Linked DNA regions of Homo sapiens: region 1 is linked to region 2. A link is an interaction called in ENCODE POLR2A ChIA-PET data of the cell type or tissue named here. Cell type or tissue: GM12878. All regions are shown on one strand.

The links. ChIA-PET counts read pairs that join two places held together with the same protein. Peaks named below come from ENCODE experiments on the same cell type or tissue, not always from the same donor. Only the 100,000 strongest peaks of a DNase experiment are listed, where the experiment ranks them.
Region 1: POLR2A ChIA-PET joins it to region 2 with 10 read pairs; 3 of 35 experiments call an interaction of 5 or more read pairs at or near these places.

Annotation. Positions count from the first base shown.
Region 1 is chr18:3,284,134-3,292,133 of GRCh38, reverse strand. No RefSeq gene overlaps it. Among named protein-coding and RNA genes, the nearest start is that of MYL12-AS1, 26 kb to the right of the region's middle. In GM12878, no CTCF peak of the experiment used is centred here; no DNase peak of the experiment used is centred here.
Region 2 is chr18:3,522,707-3,530,706 of GRCh38, reverse strand. The region is part of intron 10 of DLGAP1 (DLG associated protein 1); the gene reads left to right. Among named protein-coding and RNA genes, the nearest start is that of GAPLINC, 60 kb to the right of the region's middle. RefSeq lists a silencer at 3,742-4,036 and an enhancer at 3,800-4,544. In GM12878, no CTCF peak of the experiment used is centred here; DNase peaks (open chromatin) are centred at 3,679, 3,817 and 4,616; H3K4me3 peaks cover 1,501 bases; H3K27ac peaks cover 702 bases.

The sequences.
Region 1 (8,000 bases), 240 kb after region 2:
ACAATGGAGCTCCAATACATCTGGCAGCAGACTTCTCAGTGGAAACCTTACAGGCCAAGAAGGAGTGGTGTGACATATTTAAAGTGCTAAAGAAAAAAACCTTTTATCCTAAAATGGTATGTCCAACAAAAATATACCTTAAACATGAAGGGGAAATAAAGACTCCTCCACTGTACCCCAGACAAAAAAAAAAGAGGCCAAGGGATTTCATCAATGCTAGACCTGTCTTACAAGGAATGCTAAAGGGAGTTTTTCAATCTGAAAGAAAGGGACGTTAATGAGCAATAGGAAATCATCTGAAGGTTCAAAACTCACTGGTAATAGTAAGAACACAGAAAACAACAGAATATTATAACACTGTAATTGTGGTGTGTAAACTAGTCATATCTTGAGTAGAAAGACTAAAAGATGAGCCTATCAAAAATAGCCACAACAACTTTTCAAGACATAGTACAATAAGACATAAATAGAAACAACAAAAAGTTAAAAAGTAGGGGATGGAGTTAAAGTGTAGAGTTTTTATTAGTTTTCTCTTTGCTTATTAGTTTGTTTATGCAATCACTATTATCAGCTTAAAATAATCAGTTATAAGACTAGTTATATATGCAGGCCTCATGGTAACCTCAAATAAAAAAACACACACAAAAAATGAAAAGCAGAAAATTAAAACATACCACCAGAGAAAATCACCTTTACTAAAAGAAAGACAGGAAGAAAGGAAAAAAGGAAGAGAAGACTATGAAATAACCAGAAGACAAACAACAAAATGGCAGAAATTCATTCTTAACATGGAATGTAAATGGACTAAATTCTCCAATCAAAAGATACCGAGTGGCTGAATATTAATAGATCTTAAAAAACAAAACCCAATGATCTGTTGCTTACAAGGAACACACTTCATATATAAAGTCGCACATGGACTGAAAATGAAGAGATGGAAAAAGATACTTTATGCAAATGGAAACCAGAAAAGAGCAGAGATAAAAAAAGAGATATTACAACTAATATTGCAGAAATTCAAAGGATCATTAGAGGTTACTATGAGAAACTCTCTGCCAATAAATTGGAAAACCTAGAAGAAATGGATAAATTCCTAGACACATAAAACCTACTGAGATTGAACCACGAAGAAATCCAACAGCTGAACAGACCAATAACAAGTGATGAGATCAAAGCCATAATAAAAAGTCTCCCAGTAAAGAAAAGCCTAGGACCTAATGGCTTCACTCGTGAATTTTACCAAACATTTAAAGAACTAATACCAGTCCTACTCAAACTATTCTGAAAAATAGGGGAGGAAATATCTCCAAACTCATTCTACAAGGCCATTATTACCCTGACAGCAAAACTAGACAAAGATACATCAAATAAAGAAAACCACAGGCCAATATCCCTGATGAATCTTGATGCAGAAATCCTCAAAATAATATTAACAAACCAAATTCAACAACACATTGAAACTTCATTCATCATGACCAAGTGGAATTTATCCCAGAGATGCAAGGATGGTTCAAAACATGCAGATCAATCAATATGATGCATCATATCAACAGAATAAAAACAAAAACCATACGATCCTTTCAACTGATGCAGAAAGGCATTTGACAAAATTCAACATCCCTTCATGATAAAACCCTAAAAAAAACTGGGTATAGAAGTAACATACCTCAAGATAATAAAAGCCATATATGACAGGCCCACAGCTAGTGTCATAGGCAATGAGGAAAAACTGAAAGCCTTTACTCTAAGATCTGAAACAAGACAAGGATGCCCACTTTCACCACTGTTATTCTACATAGTACTGGAAGTCCTAGCTAGAAAAATCAGATAAAACACAGAAATAAAGGGGATCCAAATTGGAAAGGAAGAGTTAAATTATCCTTGTTGGCAGATAATAGAATCCTATATTTGGAAAAACCTAAAGACTCTACCAAAAAACTATTAGAACTGATGAACAGCCAGACACAGTGGCTCCCACCTGTAATCCCAGCACTTTGGGAGGCCAAGGCAGGTGGATCACCTAAGGTCAGGGGTTTGAGACCAGCCTGGCCAACATGGTGAAACCCTGTCTCTACTAAAAATACAAAAATTAGCTGGCTGTGGTGGTGTGTGCCTGTAATCCCGCCTACTTGGGAGGCTGAGGCAGGAGAATTGCTTGAACCTGGGAGGTGGAGGCTGCAGTGAGCTGAGATCGTGCTACTGCACTCTAGCCTAGACGACAGAGTAAGACTCTGTCTCAAAAACAAAAAAAAGAAAAAAGAACTGATGAACAAATTCAGTGAAGTTGCAGGATACAAAATCAACATACAAAAATCAGTAGCATTTCTATATGTCAATATTGAACAATCTGAAAAAGAAATTAAGAAAGTAATCCCATTTATATCAGCTAAAAATAAAATAAAATATCTAGGAATGAACTTAACCAAAGAAGTGAAATGGGCATGGTGGCTCATCCCTATAATCCCAGCAATTTGAGAGAACAAGGTGGGAGGATCACTTGAGCCCAGGAGTTCAAGACCAGCCTGGATAACATAGCAAGACCTCATCTCTACTAAAAGTAAAAAAGTTAGCTGGGTGTGGTGGTGCATGCTTGTAGTCCCAGATACTCAGGAGGCCGAGTTAGAAGGATCACTTGAGCAAAGTAGTTTCAGATTGCAGTGAGCTATGATAATACTACTGCACTCCATACTTCAGCCTGGGCAACAGAGAGAGACCACCTTGTCTCAAAAAAAAAAAAAAAAAAAAAAAGGAAGAAGAAGTGAAAGAGCTCTACGATGAAAACTATCAAGCAATGATGCAAGAAGTTGAAGACACACAAAAAAATGGAAAGATATTTCATGTTCTCGGATTGGAAGAATCAATATTGTTAAAAATGTGCATACTACCCAAAGCAATCTACAGATTCAATGTAATCTCTATTAAAATACCAATGACGTTGTTCTCCAAAATAGAAAAAAAATCCTAAAATTTACGTGAAACCACAAAAGTACCAGAGTAGCCAAAGCTATCCTGAGCAAAAAGAATAAAACTTGAGGAATCACATTACCTGACTTCAAATTGTACTACAGAGCTATAGTAATCAAAACAGCACAGTAATGGCATGACAGACACATAGACCATGGAAAAGAATAGAGAATCCAGGCCAGGCACAGTGGCTCACACCTGTAATCCCAGCACTTTGGGAGGCCGAGGCAGGCAGACCACGAGGTTAGGGATTCGAGACCAGCCTGACCAACATGGTGAAATCCCGTCTCTACTAAAAAAAAAAAAATACAAAAATTAGCTGGGCGTGGTGGTGCACGCCTGTAATCCCAGCTACTCAGGAGGCTGAGGCAGGAGAATCGCTTGAACCTGGGAGGCAGAGGTTGCAGTGAGCCAAGATTGCGCCATTGCACTCCAGCCTGGCCTGGGCGACAGAGTGAGACTCCATCTCAAAAAAAAAAAAAAAAAGAATAGAGAATCCAGAAATAAATCCATGCATCTATAGTGAACTCGTTTTTGACAAAAGTGCCAGGAACACACATTGGGAAAAGGACTGTCTCTTCAATACATGGTCCTGGGAAAACTGGATATCCATATGCAGAAGAATGAAACTAGACTCTTATCTCTCACCGTATACAAAAATCAAATCAAGATGGAGTAAACACTTAAATTTAAGACCTCAAATTATGAAAACACTTTAAGAAAACATTGAGGAAACTCTACAGGACATTGGTCTGGGCAAAGATTTCTTGAGTAATGCTCCACAAGCACAGGCAACCAAAGCAAAAATACACAAATGGGATCACTTCAAGTTCAAAAGCTTCTGCACAGCAAAGGAAACAACAAAGTGAAGAGACAACCCACAGAATGGGAGAACGTATTTGCAAGCTATCCATTTAACAAGGGATTAATATCCAGAATATATAAGGAGCTCACACAACTCAATAGGAAAAAAATCTAATTATTCAATTTAAAAATGGACAAAATATCTGAATAGACATTTCTTTAAAGAATATATACAAGCCAGGTGCAGTGGCTCATGCCTGTAATCCCAGCACTTTGGGAGGCCGAGGTGAGGGGATCACTTGAGGTCAGGAGTTTGAGACTGGCCTGATCAACATGGTGAAGCCCCATCTCTACTAAAAACACAAAAGTTATCCAGGCATGGTGGCGCATGCCTGTAATCCCAGCTACTCGGGAGGCTAAGGAAGGAGAATTGCTTGAACCCAGGAGGCAGAGGTTGCAGTGAGCCGAGATCATGCCACTGCACTCCAGCCTGGGTGACGGAATGAGACTCTATCTCAGAAAAAACAAAAAAAAAAGATATACAAATAATCAACAGGTATATGAAAAGGTGCTCTACATCATTGATCAACAGAAATGCAAATCAAAACAGCAATGAGATATCAATCACCCAGCTAAAATGGCTTCTATCCAAAAGATAAGCAATAATGAATGCTGGAGAGGATATGGAGAAAAAGGAAACCTTGTACACTTTTGGTAGAAATGTGTGTTAGTACAACCACTATGGAGAAGAGTTTGGAGGCTCCTCAAAAGACTAAACATAGAATTACCACAAGATCCAGCAATCCCACTGCTAGGTATATGCCCAAAAGAAAGGGAATCAGTATATCCGAGAAATGTCTGACTCCCATGTTTATTGCAGCACTATTCACAATAGCCAAGATCTGAAAGCAACCTAACTGTCCATCAACAGATGAATGGATAAAGAAAATGTGGTATGTATACATGGTGGAGAACTATTCAGCCATAAAAAAGAAAAAAGAGTTCCTGTCATTTGCAACAACATGGATAGAACTGGAGATCATTATATTAAGTGAAATAAGCCAGGCACAGAAAGACAAACTTCACATGTTCTCACTCATTTGTGGGAGATAAAAATTAAAACAATTGAACTCATGGAGATAGAAGAAGGATGGTTACCAGAGGCTAGGAAGGGTAGTCGGAGGCAGGGGAAAGTGGGGATGGTTAACGGGTACAAAAATAAAGTTAGAGAGAATGAATAAGATCTAGTATTTGGTAGCGTAACAGGGTGACTACAGTCAATGATAATTTATTGTACATCTTTAAGTAGTTGAAAGAGTATAGTTGGAATGTTTGTAACACAAAGAAATGCTAAATGCTTGAGGTAATGGAAACCCCATTTACATGGATGTGATTATTATGCATTGCATGCCTGTATCAAAATATCTCATATATGCCATAAATATATTTGCCTACTGTGGACCCACAAAAATGAAAAATTAAAATTGAAAAAAAAAATGTTTAAAACTGAACTCGTCATTTTCTCCCCCAAAACTTTGTCCTGAACTCTCTATCTCTCTTGACTACACCTCCACCCACTCAGCTACTCCGTAAGCCTGAAAGTGAGTGATCCCAGACTCCTATCCATCCCCATATATGTGTTCCCTGTGTCTCCTTCAGGGCTCCTAGTATGCTCACCAGCAGCTGCAAGTGACCCACAAAATCAGGCCACTCTGGCATCTACTTGCACTTTCTCCCTTCACTCTCCATCCCACCTGGTCTGATCCTTTAGCTCCCTCCTCCTGGCGAAGTTGGATGCATTTGATACTGCCTTTGCACGAGTTCCCTAGGCCTTGATCTGACATAGGCTTGGATGTTGATATGGTTTGGCTCTGTGTCCCCACCCAAATCTCATGTCGAATTGTAATTCCTAGTGTTGGAGGAAAGGCCTGGTTGGGGTGGGTGTCCCCCTTGCCGTTCCTGTGATAGAGCTCTCACAAGATCTGGTCATTTGAAAGTATGTAGCACTTCCCCTTTCGCTCTTTCTCTTCCCTCCTCCCGCTCTCTCTCTTCCTCCTCCTCCCGCCATGTAAGACGTGCTGGCTTCCCCTTCAGCCATGATTGTAAGTTTCTTGAGGCCTCCCAGCCAAGCCTCCTGTACAGCCTGCAGATCTGTGAGTCAGTTAAACCTATTTCCTTTATAAATTACCCAGTCTCAAGTATGTCTTTGTAGCAGTGTAAGAACTGACTAATACAGATGCTGTCTGTCCATTTCTACTGATACCTTCAAGTAGACCTGCAGCGACATCCTGATCCCTGTCTTCCAGGGGAGGGAAAGCACGGTGTCACTCCTATCATTTCTGCAACTGCCCGCTTCTTCACCATCTCACTCCTTTTTGGCCGAAGTGCTGCAGGAGCTCCTTAACTAGTCTCCTACTTCTAATATTAGAATATAATATTTCCCACCCCCAATGTATTTTTTTCTACTGCTATTAGTGATCTTTGTTGTTGTTTTTTTCTGGGATTGGTTTTCACATTTGTATTGGGGGCCACAGGGAAGGGAGCTCTTCCCTGTCAATAGAGGAGCTCACAGATTCTTCAGTCACTCCTACTTCTTCAGAATCTTCTTCCAATTCATTCATTTTCTCAATCTCCACCACTCCAGCTCAGATCTTTCTAAGAATACGGGTGAACCAATGACAGGGCCAGGAAGGTGGCATCCAGGCCCAACCAACACAAACACCAAAGTTCTCACCATCTTTGCCGTAGCACTGCTATCAGGAGCCCCCGAACCCATGGTACTCAAGAGCCACTTGCTTACTTGGGAACATATGCTTGGCCCTTCAACATCTCTGTAGTAAAGTCATAAAGGAAAGATAACCCACTTTAACCTCCCTTCAAACTGAGGTGACAACTAGGATTTTATTCCCCTTATGCCAAGGAAGAAATTGCTTAATGGGACTACTTTGAGATTTTTCCTATGCTTGTAAAGAATATATCCTTTAGTTAAGATGATTATCATATGTTTTAGTTTTAATGGGAAATGCAAGTGCACATTCTAAAATTTTAAAAAGAAAGTGTTTACAATGTAATTAAGTTTTCCTCTCACCCCTGGCCCATGGCTACAAATTCCCACCACAACAGCAACTAGCTTCTGGTGTGTCTTTCCAGAGATGTTTGATTTATGGCTGCATGAACACACATGTGCACATATGCATGGAACACACATATTATATATAAATTGATTTCAAAATACAATACCTGGGCTCTATTTTTTTTGTTGTTTTTTGAGAGGGAGTTTCACTCTTGTTGCCCAGGCTGCAGTACAGTGGCGTGATCTCGGCTCACCGCAACCTCCGCCTCCCGGGTTCAAGTGATTCTCCTGCCTCAGCCTCCCGAGTAGCTGGGATTACAGGCATAGGCCACCATGCCCAGCTAATTTTGTATTTTTAGAAGAGACGGGGTTTCTCCACGTTGGTCAGGCGGTCTCGAACTCCCAACCTCAGGTGATCCGCCCGCCTCGGCCTCCCAGAGTGCTGGGATTAGAGGTGTGAGCCCCTGTGCCCGGCCTACCTGGGCTCTATTTTAAACCAAAGCCACAGATTTCCCTATCTGCTTGTCATTTCTGACCTCTGTGACACAAGCACAAAAGCTGGAACACATACTTGTCCCTGACTCACACTGCCCTGGCCTGGACAACCCCGACCTGCACCACAGGTCCTCACGGCCGGCCCATCCCACCCTCAATCTGTTATCAGTGTCTCTTTCACAGGTGAGGAGGTAGCTAATTTTGATACCTATGTCCAATTTAGCCCAGGTGCAAAGAAAGTAGGAGAGTGCCTTTGTATTTTCTAAATCAAACGCATCTTTTCAAATAAAAGAAAAATGTGCCACGGAAGAGTTTCAAAATCGAGGTCCGTTTTCACATATTCAGGTAAAGTAGCAAAGTGGTAGCAGTGACATGACAGATAGGTGCAACATATGAGGTCAAAAAGAAAAAAATCACAACAAAAATCATATGCATAAAAACACAGATATGCACTGAAAAGGTAAGCAAGAATCTAACCTTTTCCATCTCCATGATTATGCAGAGTAGAAAAGCTTATTTTTCATCTCTTTAAAATTACCTTGTCTGTTTCCTCTTGGCAATAACTTGGTCACATCCATCTGTCTTCTGTTTCACTTGATTTACTCAGGCCTGGCCAATGCTGCCAGCCTGACAATGAGCCCGGATTTGCACGGCCAGCCCGGAT
Region 2 (8,000 bases):
GACAGGTAAACAAGGTATGTCTCAGCAGCAGTGGGAGCAGGGGTAGTTTTCAGTAAGAAAGTCTTAGTTGGATCATCTTATTCACTTTTCTCCTTGTGGACATACTCACAGTTTATCAGATTTTCCTAGGAAAAATGCCAGCAACTAAGGAACAATGACATCCCGTGCCACTGCTCAATGGCACAAACTTTCAGATTTCAATTCTCAAATTTGGTTCTCCTTCTAGCTTCCTGATTGGTGTTCTCTCTCTCTCTTTCTTTCTTTTTCTTCCCTCCTTTCTTTGGTTTTCTTTTCTTTCTTTTGGCAGAGTCTTGCCCTGTGACCCAGGCTGGAGTGCAGTGATGGGATCATAGCTCACTGTAGCCTGGACGTCCTGGGCCCAAGTGATCCTCCCACCTCAGCCTCATGAGGAGCTGTCACTACAGGTGTGCACCACCATGCCTGGCTAATTTTTAAAAAATTTTATAGAGATAGATTCTCACTGTGTTGCCCAGGCTGATCTCAAACTCCTGGCCTCAAGCAATCCCCCCACTTCTGCCTCCCAAAATGCCAGAATTACAGGCATGAGCCACCCACCCAGCTCCTGGCTGGCTTTCAACAGGACTCTTGGAAACTACTTATCTGTTGTTTTCTTTTAATGGGCCTTTCAGTCTGAGACTTGATCTACCTCTCTCAACCCAACTCTATAATGATGTGTGAGGATACTCATTGTATAAAGATTTAGGAAAAACTAAAGGAGCTAGGAAAACAAGTCAGTTGTATTGTAATACAATAACATATATTTGAAAGGTTGAAAATCTTGTCAGAAAACCAGCTTCTCAGCCTATGTTCAGGATGAAAGAGAAACGTATTTGTATTTTGAAATGTACACTGCTGGCAAAGTCCCAAGATAATGAACATGAGGGAACTGCCCAACCATCTGTTGTTCCAGGCCTAATTTGTTGTTCAAGCTGAACTGGGTATCGCCCTGGTGCTCCTGTAATGCCCTGTGTATTTGTCCTTCAGGTACTTCCCACATTATTTTATAATAACCGATGTATCTTTCTCTTCCACTAAAAAGTAAGCTTTCTGAAAACAGAAATTATTCTTGTCTTACTCATCTTCATATCACCAGACCCTCTGACGCATAACAGGGGATCAGTAAATATGTATTTGAGTCCTTGAAATATTCTGGAAATTCTGTTTTATAAAAGTATTTTACTTAGCAAAACCTTTCTTCCTAATTAGCTAAAAAAAAACTTCAATAAGTAATACCTCAGTCCTTTCAGGCTGCTATAACAAAATACCCTAGACTGGGTAATTTATAAACAATAGAAATTTATTGCTCACAGTTCTGGAGGCTGGGAAGTTCAAGATTAAGATACTGGCAGGTTTGGTGTCTGGCAAGGGCTGCTCTCTGTTTCAAAGATGGCGCCTTCTTGCTGCAGCCTCACGATGGAGGCAGCAGACAAGCTTCCTGGGCCTCCTTGATAAGCGTAGTAACCCTATTCATGAGGACTCTGCCCCTGTGACCAACTCACCTCCTATAGGCCCCCTGTCTTACTATTTATACATTGGTAATTAGGTTTCAACATATGAGTTTTAGAGGAGCACAGACATTCAGACCATAGCAAGTAACTAACAGTTCTTGTTGCCAAAAGCTGGAAAGGTGTTCCCGTGACAGATGATGAGCTCTTCTGATCAGGACAAGGATGTGGAAGAGAGAGATGGGCACCTGCCACAGAAGTGATGGAAAGCACTTCCGTGTGGGACAGGTGGCTAGTCCAGATGAACCTTGTGTGTCCTGTCTCATTCTTAAGACACAGTTCCATTCCACAAACACTTGAAGGCTTTCTCTATTTTTTCATACTTTGAGAGACACGAAATAGGAGCTTCAAACTACTGGGATTCCAAAATTCTAGTCAGTGCCGTGGCAAACCCTGCGCCCAGGACAGAGTCACCAATTTCAAATGCGGCCAATCCAGATCAGGGAGAATTGGACCATAAAGCAGTAGCAACCCTCTCCAGGAAGAAGGGAAAATATCAGTGCATGAAAGAATATTCATCTTGCCCTCACAATACCCCTGACGATGGCCTAGAGACTTTGACAGGTGCTGTTTTATTTGCCCTCACAACAGTTCTCTGGCAGTATCTTGTCCAAGGTCACAGAAAACAGAAGTGTCTGATAGAACAGATACACATGAATAACATTTGACAAGATAATGATACTTTGCGTTGCCTGGCACTGTCCTCCTTAAAGCCCGCCATGCAGATCTGTCCCTGACTCCTTGGCAAGCACCACTCTGTTCTGATAACTGGGCCTAGAGTTGCAGAGGGCCTTTGTTTCACCAATTCTCTGACTTAACCTTTTCTTTTTTTGTAAGAGGGGCGGTAAGGAAGAGAGGCCAATCCCACTTGGCAGGCATAGCCAAATTCTAAGCAACCAGCTTTTGTTTGTTTTAATTCTGTGCACACCAGAAAAATAGCTTCGATAAATGGGTCAAGTACAGATACCTCTATCCCTTGGCCAAGCCAAGGGATGTTTCAGACCTGCAGAAGGAGGGCCTCTCTTCAGGGTGCCTGACAAACGTGGTGCCATAACAAAATCCCCCCAGGAGATCTGGTCTTGAAGTCATCATGAAAAGATAAATAGGATAGAGGGAAAAAACGGAAGATTCTAATCACGCAATTTATTTTGTGGGGTACCAGAATTATCCCAATTTTTAAATATTTTAAAATGTTTGGTGAATGTACATAATGCCTCCGAATGGTACACTTCACTGTGGTTAAAATGGCAAATCTTATGTCTATTTTATCACAATTTTAAAATACCCCCACTGGGCGTGGTGGCTCCTGCCTGTAATCCCAGAACTTTGGGAGGCCATGCCATGAGGATCGCTTGAGCCCAGGAGTCCAAGATTGGCCTGGGCAACAGAGACCCTATCTCTACAAAAATATATATTTTTTTAATTAGGCAGGCTTGGTGGCATGCACCTGTGGTCCCAGCTACTCATGAGGCTGAGGTGAGAGCATTGCTTGAGCCCAGGAGGTCGAGGCTACAGTGAGCCGTGATCGTGCCACTGCACTCCAGCCTGGGAGACAGAGGGAGACTCTGTCTCAAACAAACAAAAAACAACAAACACAAAACAAAACAAAAAAAACTAAAAAAACAAAAACTCAGAAATAGGCAGCAGCAGCTAAAGATAAGCAGAACAACCATGTTCATGTTCATATTCATGTAAGAATGTATTTTGTTAATTGACTCCCTGAATTCAAAATACAGTGCATCCATGGCAAAAAAAAAAAAAAAAAAAAAAGTTTGGAAAATAACCTGTTTACTCACTGGAAATTTGAGGTTCAGATATTGCATGTGGGGTAGTTGTAATCATCTTTCTCTATTAGAGAGTTGAAGAAGAAAGAGTCTATCTAATTTTAAATAGTTATTTAGTTATTAATTATTTTGTGATGTCATTATGCTAATTGTGACAGCTGCTTTTGGCCTCACAGGGCTGGAAAACACCTTCCTAGTTCACCTGAAACTGACTAAATGTGGGTAACAAAAGGCAGACCGAAAACAAGCATTTGGAGTAGCCAGGAGCCTCAAGCTATCTTTTGAACAGTGTAACTATACATTCTTTGGGTGCCTGGAGTTACTGTTTTCCCTGATAAATGCAAAGCAGAGCAAAGACTTTAGTTCTTGTTTTAAACCTTCAACCCCAACCGTCGACAGTACCTTTTTTTTTTTGGCTTGATAATAAAATAATGAAACTGCAGTGAGTGAGGTTTCCTCCAAGCCAAGACAGCTGACAGAATGCTTGTTCCCGCAGCACTTGAAGTAAAATGATACGAGCTCTTCTCAGACAATGAAGCCCTTGTGTGAAACAGCTGTCTCAGGGAGATGGCTCAGTGCTATTTGACAGTGGCTTGTATGTTACATAGATACGTCTGGTATTATCTAACCGGGGATGAAACGACCAGATGGAGCTGAATGCCTCCAACTAGGAATGCAGTCTACCACTGTGGGGAAAGAACATAGGCTCAGGTTTCAATGGCCCTAAGATGAAATACCGGTGATTGTACTTCTAAATCTGTCTTTGCCTTCTGAATTGTAGACAACAAATACGTGGAATTTTCAGGCTTTATCTGAAACAAACTGATAAACCTAGAGCATGTGCCGGAGGCAGATTAATTCTTCCACTTTAATTTTGCCTGGTAATAGCATCCAAGCTAGTGAAACTTGGCCTTCAGTCCCCTAGAAGGCTTGGGACCCTTGGCAGCGAATGCGGGGCTGGTAATGACACCTGAAATGGGGTTTGCCTGGTTTCAGGTTTGGTTACGGAAACTGTGCACAGTCATTGTGATGGTCTATCGGTGCCATCACCCAGGGTTTATCCGCCTGGGATTGCCTCTGCTGTGTCTCTGCGGCCTGTGAAACAGTGGGTGGCAGACAAAGCTGTATCTGTGAGTTCTGCAATTCATCTGCCTCCAGCCCGTGTGTGTTTCTAAGTGGGGAGCAATGGCTGCATTCTAGCCTAGCTCCTTTCTGTTTTATTCTCATCTAACTCTTGCAATGAACCCTCAAAAGGTCCCTCCCACTCCACCACACACACAGACACACATACTTGCATGTCTCTTTTTGTAAGCTCCAGACAACCTGAAATTAGTGACCGCAGAGGAAGTGGCAGTAATGAAAAGGAAATCGGCTGTAATGTGCCATATGTTTAACCTTGAGAATGCTCCATTCATGCCGCTTTGCACAGCGCTGGTGCCAGAAGGCCATTAGACACCATCCTTTTGTGGATGTGCTTCTTGAGGGTGGTGTCTCCCAGCTCAGGAGGGCACGAAAGCATGAAGAGGTGAAGTGATGTGGTTAATTGGGGGCAGAACTGGGCCTGGAAACAGATCTGTTCCTAGGCCAGTGGTGTTTCTGTCATTCCAGAGATGGCAAAGAGAGGGACTGGCTCACGGAGCAAGACCTCCTATCATTTTCTCCAATAACTGTTTCTGTGAAATATAAATGCAATGGACTGGTGGGGCGCAGTGGCTCATGCCTATAATCCCAGCACTTTGGGAGGCCGAGGCAGGCAGATCACGAGGTCAGGAGTTGGAGACCAGCCTGGCCAACATGGTTGAAACTCCGTCTCTACTAAAAATACAAAAATTAGCTGGGCTTGGTGGTGCATGCATGTAATCCCAGCTACTCGGGAGGCTGAGGAAGGAGAACTGCTTGAACCCAGGAGGTGGAGGTTGCAGTGAGCCGAGATCACGCCACTGCACTCCAGCCTGGGTGACAGAGCAAAACTCCATGTCGAAAATAAATTAAAAAATAAATGCAATAAATGCAATGGACTTCAAATAAAATATACAGTTTTTTTCATTTAGATTACCTAGGGAAATAGAAACTAATTTCATTTCATCCAACTTTCAAAGGCTCAAAACTGTCTTTATCTATATGATGTATATGATGCTACCATTTCGTGGCTGATATAAGTCAAGATATTGATCCAAAGAATGACCATCTTCTACGAGTAAGGCTCCTGGAGGGGTTGGAACTGGGAAAAAAAAATTAAAATTAGCTGAGTTTTTGAAAAACTTGCTCTTTAAAAACAAAATAATGTTGTTGATTTTTTTTTTTTTCCCCCAGAACACTGTGGAAACTCTGGTGTTAGTCTATGGGAAAACTTCTACTAGAGAATCCATTCTTTATTCATTAGCCACCAAGTTTCAGCTAAAAACAAAACAAAACAAAAAAAGCACTGTTGTGCAATGCAGATCAGCAACTGCCAGTCAGGAATGAAACAGATCCACGTTTTCTATGGAGACGTTTTGTTGATGGCAGCTCCGGATCACAAGTGTGTCTGAGAAGCAGCTGCTGGGCAGTAGGTTGGGGAAATTTTTGCCGCAAGGACACACTCGTAAATGAGAATGTCTCCACATGGATAATCCCAATGCCATGAAATCACACAGACTCAGAATGACAAATCCACATGACTTTCATTTATTTATTTATTGAGACAGGGTCTCACAATGTTACCCAGTCTGGTCTTGAACTCCTAGGTTCAAGCGATCTGCCTGCCTCAGCCACTCAAAGTGCTGGGATTATAGGCAAGAGCCACTGTGCCTACCTGACTCGATATTTTTGAAATAAATTTTGTGTATATTTGAGGTTTATATGCTATTGAATACAGATAGAAAGTAAGTTGGTGACTATTATGAAGCAAATTAACATATCTGTCATCTCACATAGTTACTTTTTTTGTGAAAGAGCAGCTAAAGTCTACTTATTCCACAAGACGCCCTAATACAAGATAATTTTACTTAGCATAAGGTCCTCCAGTCCATCTATGTTGTGGCAAATGGCAGGAGCTCCTTCTTTTTTAGGGCTGAATAATATTCACTATATATATGTGGTATATATATACCACAATTTCTTTCTTTCTTTTTTTTTTAATTGAAACAAGGTCTCACTTTGTCACCAAGGCTGGAGTGCAGTGGTGTGATGATAGCTTACTGCAGACTTAACTGCCCAGGCTCAATCAGTTCTCCCACCTCAGTCTCCTGAGTAGCTGGGACCACAGATGTGTGCCATCAGACCCAACTAATTTTTTAAAAATTCTTATTTGTGGATACAAGATCTCACTATGTTGCCTGGGCTGGTCTTGAACACCTGGGCTCAAACATTCTTCCTGCCTTGGCCTCCAAAAATGCTGGGATTACAGAGAAGAGCAAATGCACCTGGCCTGTTGTTATGTTTCCTTTAGAGAAATGTCTGTTCAGATCTTTTGCCCATTTTTGTTTCTTCTGGTTTTGTTTGTTTGTTTTTGTTTTGTCTTGTTCAAACCCTGTGTCAAGGACCTTTGCCCTCCTTTTTTTTTTTTTTGAGACAGAGTCTTGCTCTGTCGCCCAGGCTGGAGTGCAGTGGCGCTATCTCAGCTCACTGCAAGCTCCGCCTTCTGAGTTCACACCATTCTCCTGCCTCAGCCTCCCAGTGTAGCTGGGACTACGGGCGCACGCCACCACGCCTGGCTAATTTTTTGTATTTTTAGTAGAGACGGGGTTTCACCGTGTTAGCCAGGATGGTCTCGATCTCCTGACCTCGTGATCCGCCCTCCTTGGCCTCCCAAAGTGCTGGGATTACAGGCGTGAGCCACCGCACCTGGTCGGACCTTTGCCCATTTTTAAATTGAGTTTTTTGGGGTTAGTTGCTTTCTTGCTATTGAGTTGTAAGAGTTCTTCATTAATTTTGGATTTATAGTCTGCAAACCTTATTGGTTATGTGGTTTGCAAATATTTTTTCCCGGGTTGTAGGATGCCTTTTTATTTTTATTTTTTTTAATTTTTTTTTTTCTTTGAGATGGAGCCTTGCTCTGTTGCCCAGGCTGGAGTGCGGTAGTGTGATCTTGGCTCACTGCAAACTCTGCCTCCCAGGTTCAAGTGATTCTCCTGCCTCAGCCTCCTGAGTAGCTGGGATTACAGGCATGCACCACCATGCCCGGCTAAATTTTTTTGTATTTTTTAGTAGAGACGGAGTTTCACCATGTTGGCCAGGCTGGTCTTGAACTGCTGACCTCAAGTGATCCACCTACCTCAGCGTCCCAAAGTGCTGGGATTACAGGCGTGAGCCACTGTGCCTGGCCTTTTTATTTTGCTGAGTGTTTCCTTTGATAACAGGAGCTTTTTCATTTTACACAGTCTCATTTATTTATTTTTGCTTTTGTAGCCTGATCTTTTGTTGTGATATCCAAAACATTATTGCCAAGGCTAATGTTGAGGAACCTTTCCCTTCCGTTTTCTTCTGGGAGTTGTGTGGTTTCTGGTCCTACACTTAGGCTATCCTTTTCCCATTGTATCCTCTTGGTGCCCTTGTCAAAAATTAGTTGACTGCAGCTGGGTGCAGTGGTTTACACCTATAATCCCAGCTCTTTGGAAGGCCGAGGTGGGCAGATCATCTGAGGTCATGGGTTTGAGACCAACCTGGCCAACATGGTGAAACCCCGTCTCTACTAAAAATACAAAAAATA